2 separate regions of the Homo sapiens genome follow, and region 1 is linked to region 2. A link is an interaction called in ENCODE POLR2A ChIA-PET data of the cell type or tissue named here. Cell type or tissue: MCF 10A. All regions are shown on one strand. Each heading gives the region's core, and the rest is flanking DNA. Links, peaks and the distances in the headings are about the cores only.

Region 1 (6,275 bases), core at 1,345-3,844, 180 kb after region 2:
TGTTTTGCTCATGAATATATGTCATGACTATGAGAACTATAGAGAATCCTCTTCCCTCTTGCCCTGGTATTCCAGGTGTTAGTAAACCTGTACTCACCCCTTTTACCCAAATCCCAATTAACTCCACATTTATTAAGCACCTATTGTGTACCTGGGCACTGTGACCCAATTTTGAAAGCTGTAGGCATGCTTTCAATGAAGACAAGTAAATGAATCATTGCAAACCAGGACAATCAAGAAGTATTTACAAGGTACATATAAGCCATAGGAGCTCACATATAAGCTCAGTGAGTAAGAGAGAATTTGGTCTCAGGGAACCAGAAGAGACACCACATAGAAAAGGTTTTGAAAGATATTTGCTGTTGACGAAAGTGAAGAACAGAGCCTTTCCAAGGGGCAGGATAAATGGTGTGTACAAAGGCCTGGTGACCTTGGCAACACAGAGTTCCAGGAACTAGACATGGCTTAGTATTGCTGAAGCAGAGAGTTGGAAGGGGCAGTACTGCACAGTGGTTAAGAGGGTCGTTCTGAAGCCCATTTACCTGGGTTAACATCTTGACTGTATGAGATTGGTTATGTTAACTTTGGACTTCACTTGCTCCGTCTATAAAATAGGGATAAGTATTTATCTTATAGGATTGTTGTAAAGATTAAAATGCATTCATATGTGTAAAATGCTTAATGAAATGACTGGCATGTAAAAATTCTCAATAAATTTTAGCTGTTAATATTACTGCTGTCATTACAAATGAAGATGAGTAGTGGGTGGTGAAGCTGCGGAGGAGAGCTGAGGCGCTTGGCATATGAGGGAGTTTGGTTTTGATCCTGTGCTGGGAAGACATGTCTAGCCACACTGGGGTTTAGGTCTGGGAGTGGGGGTGAGACCTGCAAGCCAGTTAATAAGTTCTTGGGGTAGTCTGTTTAAAAGATTTTGCAGGGCTAGATAAAGAATGAAGTGAGATTGTGCCTTTGAGAGATATGAAGGATATGACGTTGATAGAAGTTGATGAGCCATTGACTCTGAGAGAAGAAGAAATATTCCATGATGGCCCTGGGGTTTTTGACTCCAGGAACCAGGAAGAGGGAGGAACCACCTGTACTTATGAGAGTGAGGCGGGGAAAACACAAGAACCTATATTATACTTGCCCCTTTTTTCCCCTAAAGCTCAGTTATTCACATTTATTGAAGATCTGTTGTGCACTGAATACCACGGGATATTTATTCCTTCATTCAGCCAGTATCCCAAACGTGTATCCCATGCTGGTCAAGGGACACAGTGATAAATGAGATAGATGAGTACTTAGGCCTCACCAATAAACAAGTATCCAACTAAGTCAATTGCCAATGTGGTCAGTATTCCAATGGCTGTAAGCAAGAGCCGAGATGAGAACATAACCCTGTGGGGTGATGATGGGAGTTACTTCAGATAACGTGGTCAGGGAAGGTCTTTCGAGAAGGTAATATTTAAGGGAGCCCTCAAGGATGAGAAAGAGCCATCATGGGAGGAGTTTGGGGACAGGCATCTGGGAACATCGAAGGCACTGAGACTGGAAAGAAAGAGCCCCCTAGGCAGGCAGCTGAGTACATAAATCCAGGGCACTCAGGCAGGCTGTGCCAAAATAATAAACACGGGACTTACTATTAAGACCATCTGAGAAATACATCAGATTAATACATGGGAGAATTAAAGATACCCCGCTTAAGGAGTGGGCAGAAATGCAGCGAGGTACAGGAAAGGAGACTTAGTCGGAAAAAGTCCCCTATAAAGGGAGGGGACCAGGAGGGTGCTGTCCTGGAAATCCCAGGAGGAAAATGGTCAACACCCCCAGCACTCCACAGAGAGTTGAAGTGAAGGTGTGTGTTGCATCTGGCAACTGGAAACTCATGGATGACTTGAGCATGAACAGGTGCCCCAGGGTGGGGGTGTCATAACCCAGGAGAGAGTGAAGCAAGGACTTGGAGAACAGGGGTGGTGGCCACTCTCTGTGGGCAGCTAAATACAGCAGCAGCGCAGCTATGATGGCCTTGCCTCTGCACATTCGTGGCTGGCCCGTCAGCCCTCCTCCCTGAATCATATCCCCTTACTCACTGTTGCTCACTTTGTTGTCTGCTTCATTGCCCAAATTGGCAATGACAGTTTCCTTTTCACCTCCCTCTGGAAGCTCAAATTTCTTCCGTAGCCTTATGACTGTTCCTTTGTGACATGTTTAGGTTTGGAGTTTCTCTTACTGTAAAGCCCTGACCGAGCGTCTCTGGCTCCCACACACCACCTCTTGCTCTCCTCCTGAGGCCCTGGTACCCCAGCCCCTCCCCTGCAGCCTAGTCCACAGGAGACTGAAGCCTGGCCCCACTTGTTGCTCCTCTCCTCCTCTCCACGCCTGACCTGCAGGCTCTGCCCCTCCCTGAGTCCCTGAGCCCATTTCCTCCCACTCCTTGCTTTGCCCAGGCCTGTTTCGTAGTTGCTTCCTTTCATCCTTGTACTTTCTTTATGCTCTTGACTGTGTCTTCTGCAGGCAGGACAGACTTACAAATCATGCAGGGCTTGCCCCTTCAGTCCTTCTGTCATTTCTAGTTAGCTCTCACGTTGCTAATATTCCATGACGCCGTCCAGTAACCTGGGCTGCCCTTGCTCCTGACCGCCTCTCCCCCAGCCTGGTCAGGGATACCCCTAGAGCAGAGGAGAAAACTGAGCTCCAAGCCCAGAGCTTCCAGCAGCTGAGTGGCTCCTGTTGAGAGCCTGGCTGTCCCAACTGTGGCAGCATTCGCAGATTCTGGGCATCTAAGGCTTACCAGATACAAAGGATGGAAGCAGAAATATGCACAGTTCAAAAATGTTGCTTTTAGCTTCTAGTGTGAAACTTACAGTAGGAGATCACAGACTGTTTTGCCCCTGGAATATGTAGGTCTTTTGTGAGACAAGGGGGAGGGAGGAAGCGAGGAAAGAGTGAGAGAGAAGGGAGAGAGAAATGTGTGAGAGTGCAAAAAGTAGATTTCAAAAGAAATTCATTAAAAATAAAACATAAGAATTATGGAGCATATGCTGCATGGGGAGGCATGGTCTATTCACTGCTATTGTGTGTGTGTGAGAGAGAGTGTGTTTCTGTGTGTGTCTTCACTCAAGGCAGTGGTGGGAGTAGTATATTGATAAGTGCACAGTGATGGGTAGAACATTATATTCTCTAATGGTTTTGCTTGCTTCTCTTTACACATCTATCCTGTTATCAGAAGCTCAAGTAATACCTTTAAACAGGAATCGTAAGCTTCAAGATAGAGACCATTTGCCTTCTGGGTTAAAGATTGACAGGTGTTGGGGTCAAGGAATCATTTGAATTCCTGTGTGGAGATGGCCCATAGAAGAGGAAGCTTGGAATAGGACTCTATCTGAATAATTTGGGAAAGTCCTTCTTCCGTTGGTTGAAATGGAAATAGCTGGTGTCTCACACAGATGGAAACTGGAGGCCCTGGACCCCAGCCTCACCCTCCATACACACCCATCTCTAGTGTGAGTAAGCATGTTATGTTAATCTGAGCTGTCTTCACTACCTGTAACTAGTCATTTGGGAGTGACATCATGGTAACTGAGTAATCCTTTTGAAACTTACATAGTAGAGCCAAGATATTAAAATGGTCCTGGGGCTACCTAGATGAAAGTAGATACAAAGTGTGCATAAAATTGTCTACTAAAAGTAGAGTCAGTCTCTATCAGTAGGAACTTGGTTTTTGTGATAATGTGGTACATTTTGTAACTAGATAGATCTCAAAAGTTCATACATTGTAGTTCTGGTACTGTCCTTATTTCCAGGCAGATAGAAAAAAAGAAAAGAAAAAAATTCCACTAGGAACTTGGTTGTAAATTCTGAAAATGTTGATCTTAAACCTTATTAATACAATAAAAGGACCTGTGGGAATTTTAGCTACATTAATGTCTATTGGACATGCCTATTTGAGAAGGTAATTATACTAATATCACAACTGACATATCATGGTTTTATTTTAAAGAAAAAAGACCATAGCAGAGAATTTAGGCTTTGATCAGTACTTGAAGGTAAAATAGATTGGTAAGAAGAATAGGCAGTCATTACTGTATATCTCTTATCTGAAGCACCCCATTGCTTACTTTATTATAGAATCCTGGGAATTTTTACATTCTGCTTTGTGGTCCTACATTTATCAGTGACTGATTTTGTCAGAGTTTGGGGGCTCTTAGCAAACTGTAATTGCAGGCAGTAGTACAAGCAAAATGCAGATCTTGACATCTGGTAGGCCAACCACCATTTTTATTCTGAAGTTCTTGAATAAGCTTTTAGCTGTTCAAAGTAAGTACCAGCACCTTGTGCCCCTGGAAAGTTTCTAACCTGACATGGAAGTTCAAGTGGCAGTATCTTTTAGAGGTAGTATATTGGGTTCTGAGTGAAAAACCTAGGTGGAGGGAATGAGAAACTGAAAATGTGAAATTTGCTGAGGTCTCTTAGGGTCATAGAATTAGAAGGGGAAGAAAGCTGATGGATTTACCAGGCCCATTTTGCCACATGAGTATTTGTTGAAGCTATCAAACAAAATAAAAGCTGTAAAGAAGTATGCTTTATTCTATCTAATTTTAAATGTTACAGTGTATGTTTATGTCTCACGCTTTACTGGGTTTCTTCCTTAAGAGTCGTTATTGGAATATTATGTAGTCATTGACAAATTTCTCAGCTATGAAATCTGTAGAAAATCACTGGATCCATAGCTTACATAAAAATCACTTATGCCCCTTTCACATTAATGTTTTCTAAAATGCAATAGGATGGATATATTTAAATTGGGAATTATAATAATTTAAAAAGTATAAGTATAAAATGTTTTACTTTTATAGATGTATGAAGGGGTTGAGGGAAAAAATTATGTTTGGCATGGGAAAAACTGCCAGCTGAATAAAGCACTCGAGGAAATATGGTAAATGAAGCCTTTGTTACTGTAAAACAATAGGCATTAAGTGGCTATTATGTAATGTTATTTCTTATGTCTGATTTGAGTGGCTTGTTGATCTTGGAACTTGAGATATAATTCCTGTAAAAATATTACTTTCACTTGGCTAATCTCAAGACTTTTGATACAAAAATCAAAGACTTTTCCAAATAGATTACCTAGATCAGGAACTAAGTACTGGAGCTACTGAAGCTATGTCAGATTTTTTTTTTTTCCATGTAAGGACTGATTTTATCTACTTAACTATTCCCTATCCTAGTACCCTTCCAGATAAACACAAGTAATTTGCTAACCCAAAAACTGGTTTATTGTAAAATTAACCTAGGCTTGCTCAACCACTGCAAAGGGCAGGCATGTGGCAAAACAATTGATAGGCACATCAGTTGCCTTGGCAAGTTGAATGGATGATTTTAAGTTCGCATTTCCATAGTAGGTCCCTAAGCAGAAGGATTTCTCATCTTTGATGTCAAATGGCCTTAGTGACCAGTGGAGCTAAACAGATGTGGGATAATTTGGGTGCTTTAGGTAATAGTTCTTGTTATGGATTCTGCAAAATAAGCCTCTAAGCGTATGAATCATAATTTCCTATATGTTTTAGGATTTGATGTCTGGGGTTACGTATTTGAACCGTGGAATAAAAGTTGCCGTATTTTTACTGTGTGGCCTGTAAAACTTATTTGTAGCATTCTTTCTCAATAGATGCCTTCTCTCCTGTGAAGTTCAGGCAGGTTAGCCTTTGAAATCAAGGATTTTTAAAGTGAAAAATCAATAGTGACTTTCTTAACATTGGAATCCAGGCTTAAGATCAGAGACCTGCTCTCTTCAGTCCAGTTCTTGGATCTTACTGCTTTTAATGCTATTTTACCAGCATAGCCATGGCCAAAATGCCATTTTAGCAGGTAGACTTCATTTTTCTATAACATTGTGATTATGTATTATTTGATGGCTTCTTGTAGAGGAAGCTCTTTAATCAAGAGCAATTGTGGTTTTTCTTACCTTTTGAGATTTAACCTTACAATTAGTCTACCTTCTCACATCAGATCTAGGGTGATTTAGAGGTCAAAGAGAACAGATACTGAACTGGTTAGCTATTAATATGATACAACTTCTTTATGCCATTTCTCGGATATAGAGACATTCCATGGAATGGGTCCCAGGTTGGAAATCCATGAGGGAAAAGGGTTCTGACTCTTGGCACTGATAAACATATTCAGAAATGTTGTATTCCAGCCAGAGTAAATATATATGCCCTTTATACTTTTTTTCAGTTAGCAGAAGTTACTTCTAAACACTTATTTTGGCATTA
Region 2 (6,275 bases), core at 1,356-3,855:
GAATAGTGTCATCATTTGAAGTTTTTATTGCATTTTAACACATGGCTTATCTTGATGAGAAAATATATAGCAAAGGGTAAACGTAGCAATTTTCCTTTTACTATTCCCTCCGCTAAGCCATTATTGCTTGATGTTATTTTTCAGCAGCCTTTCATTTTTGTCCCAAATGTTTTTGCCTCTGGCTGGTTTTATTTCTTTAAAATGTATGTGTATCACTTCTCAAAATGATACATTTTGACAGGTAATCGATATTTTTTCATACTAGATTTGATGGTATGATGGTCATAATCCTCATTTTAGACTTAGTTAATGGTGGAACACTCACTTAGATTTTATCTCAAAATATTCCTTTGTTAAGAAACATACTTTTCGTCCTTAGCCAGATTCCTATTTATCACTCCCACCACCTCCCAAACACCTCGAGCTGCAGAGTGCCTAAGATGCATGCACGTCAGCTGACATTTTGACAGTGTGTCCTCGAAATGTCTTCTGATAGTACTTCCAACTAGCTTACACGATTGGTCACAGAAAAGATACTTCTGGGCTCTCTACCTGTTTTGTTTTGTTCTCCTGATGACCCGATTTGTGTTTCAAGGGGAAAACTGGTTTGTCCTCCCACCACCCCCCCCAATCCCCCGTCTCTTTCTCTGTAGTGGGAATTTGTTGCCCTCCTCTAGACCCTAGTTTTTCTAGAAGGACCAGCACAATGAAGATTGTAGTCCTCAGAGTAGAAGTGTATATGAGTACACCATGCTTGGCTTTTGCTTTTAAAAATTGAGCTTCTTGGGTCAAGATTTTTTCCAAAATCTGTCAGGACTTCCTTTTGCCTCTGTGGGCAGATAGCAATGACACTGTAAGCTGGTAAATATATTCGGAGCTGCTGCCAAGGCTTTGTCTAAAACAACTCTTGACATTCAGGGAACTTTCTGTGCTCCTCTCTCAGGAGGGTGACTTGAGATAGAAAGCAGGCAACAATTGTCGTTCCCTTCGTTTTCACTGAAGAGCCAGATTTTCTCTTTGCAGGAACAGATTAAAGTGCAGGTGAGCCTGTGAAGGTTGGGGGTCTGTTCTCCACCAGCATTACAGATTGCCAAAAGATAGAACAAGGCTGGCCCTTTCTCCTCTCTTAAGTGGCTTTTGTTTCTTTTATTTTTGTCCTTTGATTTAAACAAAAAACGTAGTTTTAAAAATCTTTTTTAAAAATTCATTTGTGCTAGAATTCGTTGATACACTTTGACTTGAAGAATGACCAGTTTTTGTGCTGTATTTTGCTTTAGAGATGATATTACTCCTCCACATATAAGCGAGAGCTAAAAACTCTCTGGGGTTTTCTTCCTTAAGTGGTATCAAATCAACATGCCTAAGTGGAAAAACACCCTGACACCCTTCTCTGCTGGGGTGGCATTTCTTGACAGGCTCCTCTTTGTATGTCTGGAGATATATGCAAAGACCGTTTGGGAACATAAAATGCAATCAATTTTCCTCAGTGGTTAGATTCATAAATCCCTGAGCTATTTTTAATGACATAATCTAATCAATTGAGAGCAAGCGTATTAGTGTGTTGACAGACAGAAAGAGATGGAAAACCAGTGGAATAGCAGGTGAATGGGTAGGGAACCACTAGACACTTCCTTCCCCTCTCCCACATTTAAACATCACTAGATAACTGGGTTAAGTAAAATCCAGGAGTTAGTGATTTAAAAAAATGTTTATACCTGTCTTCCTAACTTTCAAGAAAAATAATTATTCTAATGGATAGAGTGAAAGAGGTCGTTCTTAGACAAAGTACAGTTGGTCCTTGTATCTCTCTCAGGATCAAACTATTCTCTCAATTTAAATATCTTTAGAATAGACACCAAGGAGGAATAATTTATTATGAATTGGTAGTGTCGTATGTTGTTACTCCTGTGCCATGCCAGTAATGAAAACTTAATATTCATCTCTTGGTTGCTTTCAATTGAGATAAGATGAGGATGAACGGAGTAAACAAGCTGAGACAGACTGTGAAATTGCACGATGGGAATTTTTTCTTTAGCTGCTTATACACTATACATAGGTTAAATATTCCAACTAATGATGGCTCTTAGAATCCCCTCCACCCAACCTTTTTACATTTTGGTCAGGTATCAGCAGAACTAAGTTATTATCATGAGGGAAATTAAACTGTTTCTGTCTTTGAGCTAGTAGGAACTGAAGGGCAGGTATTTATGTAAATGAATGGGCTTTCATGCTGGGAGGTGTAAAGGGTTTGGTGGCTGGAGAGCAGCTGCCCTGAGCCCTCCGTTTTCAGGTTTGCAGGCAGCATGTGTGTTCTGCTACATTTTTGTTTTCTTTGATGCCTTTGGAAGAGATGAGCGCCAGGCATAGTGGTGCTGCTTGGCTGACCAGCTGTGCCCTAGTTTTTCACCATCCCAGTCAGCGGCTGCCTTTTACAGAGGTGTCTGTCACCGCTGATTTACTTAGCCACTGTGACCTTATAGTTGCTTCAGATGGGGCTTGACCCAAAGCTACTGCCGAAAGCCATTTAGTGGTCTCCTGAAATGCCACAGCCAGCATTCTGAAGAAGAGAAAACAAGGATCTCACGATTTCCTGTCTAATAGCAAGAGCCTCCTCCACCTGGATAAATGCATTAGGTGTCTGAGCCCACTTGCTGCTCTCTCCCACCGAACTGCAAGCATCCGTGATCTCCGAAGTTGCTGGAGTGAATAACTAAGCTGGACCAGCTGACTCCGGGCTCCAATCAGCTAGAGCGTGATGTAAGTGTTTAGCAGCTGCCGGGCTCTGAATTAGCGTGCTGAAGTAGAGGTAGTACAGCATGGCTAGACTGTTGTGAGAGGCTCAGAGAAAGCAGAGGGTGAGATGGATGAGTCCAGCATTCTAAGACGAAGAGGGCTCCAGGTAGGAGACTGCTCCATTCTTGACATGTAGCATTGTCAGTGGCCAGCCATTGAGGATTTCAAAGTTCCCTTGTCATTCCTTTACTGGGCACGAATATGTGCATAATTCTTAGTATCTACATGGCAACGCTATACGGAGTTTCTGGTTACAGGTATGACACATCACAGGGTTCAGTGAGGAAGCTGCTTTTGTCAGAGACAATAGATATGACTTTTAGTTTGACACTTTGGTGGTTTGTTTTTCTACTGGTTATTCAAGAATAGTTAAATTGTGGCTGGCAGTGACAGCTGATGCACTGATCTGGCATGCCGTCAAGTGTCTGGGAAGTCTGTCGAGGGGTAGCAACTCCTTTCAATTCTGGGAACGCAGGACTCAGTTTTGTGTCGGGATCAACCTCCGCTCGGCGGCATCTGTCTGATCGCCTTGCAGTTGTGTGCAGCTGCTGGGAATTTTCCCCGTCAGTGAAATGAAAGTTTTTGCTGGCAGCTCAAAGTTTGCTGTAATTTGTTTATGTTGAGATGAGAAAAGATATGTAACTCACTGCCTTGCTTTTTTGTACCCAAGTTTCTCTGATGAAATTACTCTGACTTTATTGTACAAATACATTCTGAGTTAAAACTTGGCAAATCAGAAAACTTGGAAAAAACAACAACAACAAAACATCTGCTTGGCAGTTTATAAGTTTAAGGAAGCCAGAACATAAGTATGTTCAACATTAGTATGGTTAACTCCTGCATAACTCTTTGTCCTGTATATAAGTGATATTTTTCTTTGTGAAAGAATCTAATCATTAGCCATTGTTAAACTCTTATATATTATTTTGATATTAAAAAAAATGCTTGGAATACAGAATATACAGCACATTTAGAAATGTTTCCTTAATATTAAGTCTTTGAATTTCAGCTGGTCTAGCTGTCTGCTTTTTGTTCTAAGTATCAATTATTAATACTAATATTCATATTACTATAATATTAATATAGGCAACGAAAGGATTATTTGCAGCTAAACAAAAGAGGGATTAGAGAAGTTGGGGTTACATACCATCTATTGTTCAAACCTAAGTAAACAGACTACCTCCTTAATGAATTTCAGTGTGGTCATTGTTTTTGAATGCACAGTGTGGTTAGTCACTGCTGTGGATTTCCTTTTCTTTGTTTTCATCACCTCTATAAAGTTCTGGTAATGCACAGCTGTTTGTGTCCACGTCCTCTTTGGGGTCAGTTGTTAAATATGGAAAGGCTCTTTGTTAAAAAGATGATTAACTCTGTTAAACTCTGAATAGTTCAGATTATTAGTGACTGGATAGTAATTCTTCTGTGAGTTTTCTCTTTCCTTTAATTCATTTTAAATGATCTGAAAATGTTTTTCAGAAGAAATTCCTTTTTTAAGTTTTTGTTATTTCTGTAATATGTCTGTTATCACAACTTCAGAGGAGATAGTTGAAGCATATAGTGCTTGTGAGGGGCATGGTTTTCATGGGCCTTTAATTTTAGAAATAAAGGAATCATTATTTTTCATTAATTAAAATAATGGAGCTATTTTCTATTTAAAATATTTGCTACAAAACAAAGGAATACTTGCTAATATATTATTAGAGTGCTAGGTTTTTATTGTACTTAATATACTTTTTCTACACCTGCCGTCCTCTGTATAATGGATAAGGAATATTTTCTCTTCTGGATGAGATAAGTCTTCATGCTGTGAAAAATAACAACATAAAAGTGCTTGAAAGTTCTGCCACTTCATGGTTACAACTTTACTGTGGCTTAATACAAAACCTATTTTGCTTTTACTCCCATTGCATCTAACATTTAAAGAAAGACATTACATAGAGTAGCTGTTTTTAGAAATTCCACTGTAGGGAAACTATTTACAGAATACACACTTTATGTATTTGTATTACCACACATGTCACTGTAGAGTTCATAAGAGTAACGCCACCTAGTGAATTTAAGAATAAAATTAATTTACAAATATAGATAGCTATGTGGAACATTTGAACCTGCCAATGAGGTATACCTGTGTTAGTAAAGCTAGGCTGAAACCTGCATATCTCTATTCCTGGCTCCAATCCTGTGTTGTGAGGTAATCCTGACACACCCTCTTGGTGTCTGTGTATTATTCTGTAAAATGCATACTGTAATATATGACTTTTGAGTGTACTAAATAAGTAGATGGGTAGAGTTGAGTTCTTTAAAGTTAAGGGTCATATAATAAATGTACTAGCATCTAGGAGGAACCCAATAAATATTGTTGAAAACCAAGGGATGATTTCTATTCTCTATAACATTCCATATCATTGCTTATGAAATGAACTTGTTGTATTTATACACCATGTTTGTTGTCTGAATTTGTCCTTAAGTTAGAACAGTTATCAGTAAACCTAGTAAACATTTATTTACAGGGATCATTATGACAGGCTAATATAGGGGAGTTTACATTATTTTTAAAAGCATCTGTGCATTGAATAGATACATAGTATGTGAGACAAACCAGCTCTTTAACTTAAAGCCCAGTGTCAAAAATCTGGAGTATACACTATTCTAATTCTCAAATCTAATTTTACAATAATGTATTATGTGTTTAGTATAAAATGATGCAGTATGTATTTAGGACCAATTTTAAAAAGTTCAGTACCTCTAGTTTTTAAAACACGAGACTATTAGTGGTGTTTTTAAAATTTGGACTTTGAAAAATTATTTTCAGTCAGAACATATAATTTCTCAAATCATGACAAGCTCATAAAATGGCAGCACAACTGAGTTGTTCATCTTAAGTGACTGCACTTTTCCATCTTTTCTATGGACTGTATTCATATTTCCAGTACTACTGATAGCACTTCAATCACTGCCTTTGAAATGAGAATGAGAGAAAGCAGCCCCAGTGGTTTCTAGTGTTAGAATCTAGAAAACTTTTCAGATTGCATCTCAAAACATAGGAAATTCTGATGGATGGATGGGCTTGGGCCGACCTTGTACTTTGGGCAATTTGAATTTCTAGACAGGTCTAATTCATCAAGGGATAACTGGTTCCTTTTGGGCCTAATATTCCTCATACGTGGATCATATTTTTTAACTGTCAGGGAAATTAATTGTTTCAGTGATTTCTGTTATATGTTTCTCTTTATTTGTTTTAATGAAAGTATCCCTATCCCTAATGTGATAGATCCTAAGGCTGGAGAACAATGAACAATAGGCATCGTAAGGCAGGCATGACTTACTAAAAGAGAGGGGCATCCCAGAGCGGCTGACGATGCCTTTCCTGCCATCCTCTGGTGCTTTGCTCTGCCTGGCATCATCTTCTCATGATCACCTCCCCACACACGCCCCCCAATTAAATATTACCATTTCCATCCACTTCCAGACTCTCACGTGCA

The links. Peaks named below come from ENCODE experiments on the same cell type or tissue, not always from the same donor. Only the 100,000 strongest peaks of a DNase experiment are listed, where the experiment ranks them.
Region 1: POLR2A ChIA-PET joins it to region 2 with 15 read pairs; 3 of 35 experiments call an interaction of 5 or more read pairs at or near these places.

What each region holds. Positions count from the first base shown.
Region 1 is chr5:67,008,925-67,015,199 of GRCh38, forward strand. The region is part of intron 4 of MAST4 (microtubule associated serine/threonine kinase family member 4); the gene reads left to right. Among named protein-coding and RNA genes, the nearest start is that of MAST4-AS1, 7.9 kb to the left of the region's middle. RefSeq lists a silencer at 6,097-6,275. In MCF 10A, for the core only: no CTCF peak of the experiment used is centred there; DNase peaks (open chromatin) are centred at 2,037, 2,407 and 3,537.
Region 2 is chr5:66,825,984-66,832,258 of GRCh38, forward strand. All of the region lies in intron 3 of MAST4 (microtubule associated serine/threonine kinase family member 4), which reads left to right. Among named protein-coding and RNA genes, the nearest start is that of MAST4-AS1, 180 kb to the right of the region's middle. RefSeq lists an enhancer at 3,748-4,249. In MCF 10A, for the core only: no CTCF peak of the experiment used is centred there; DNase peaks (open chromatin) are centred at 2,778 and 3,048.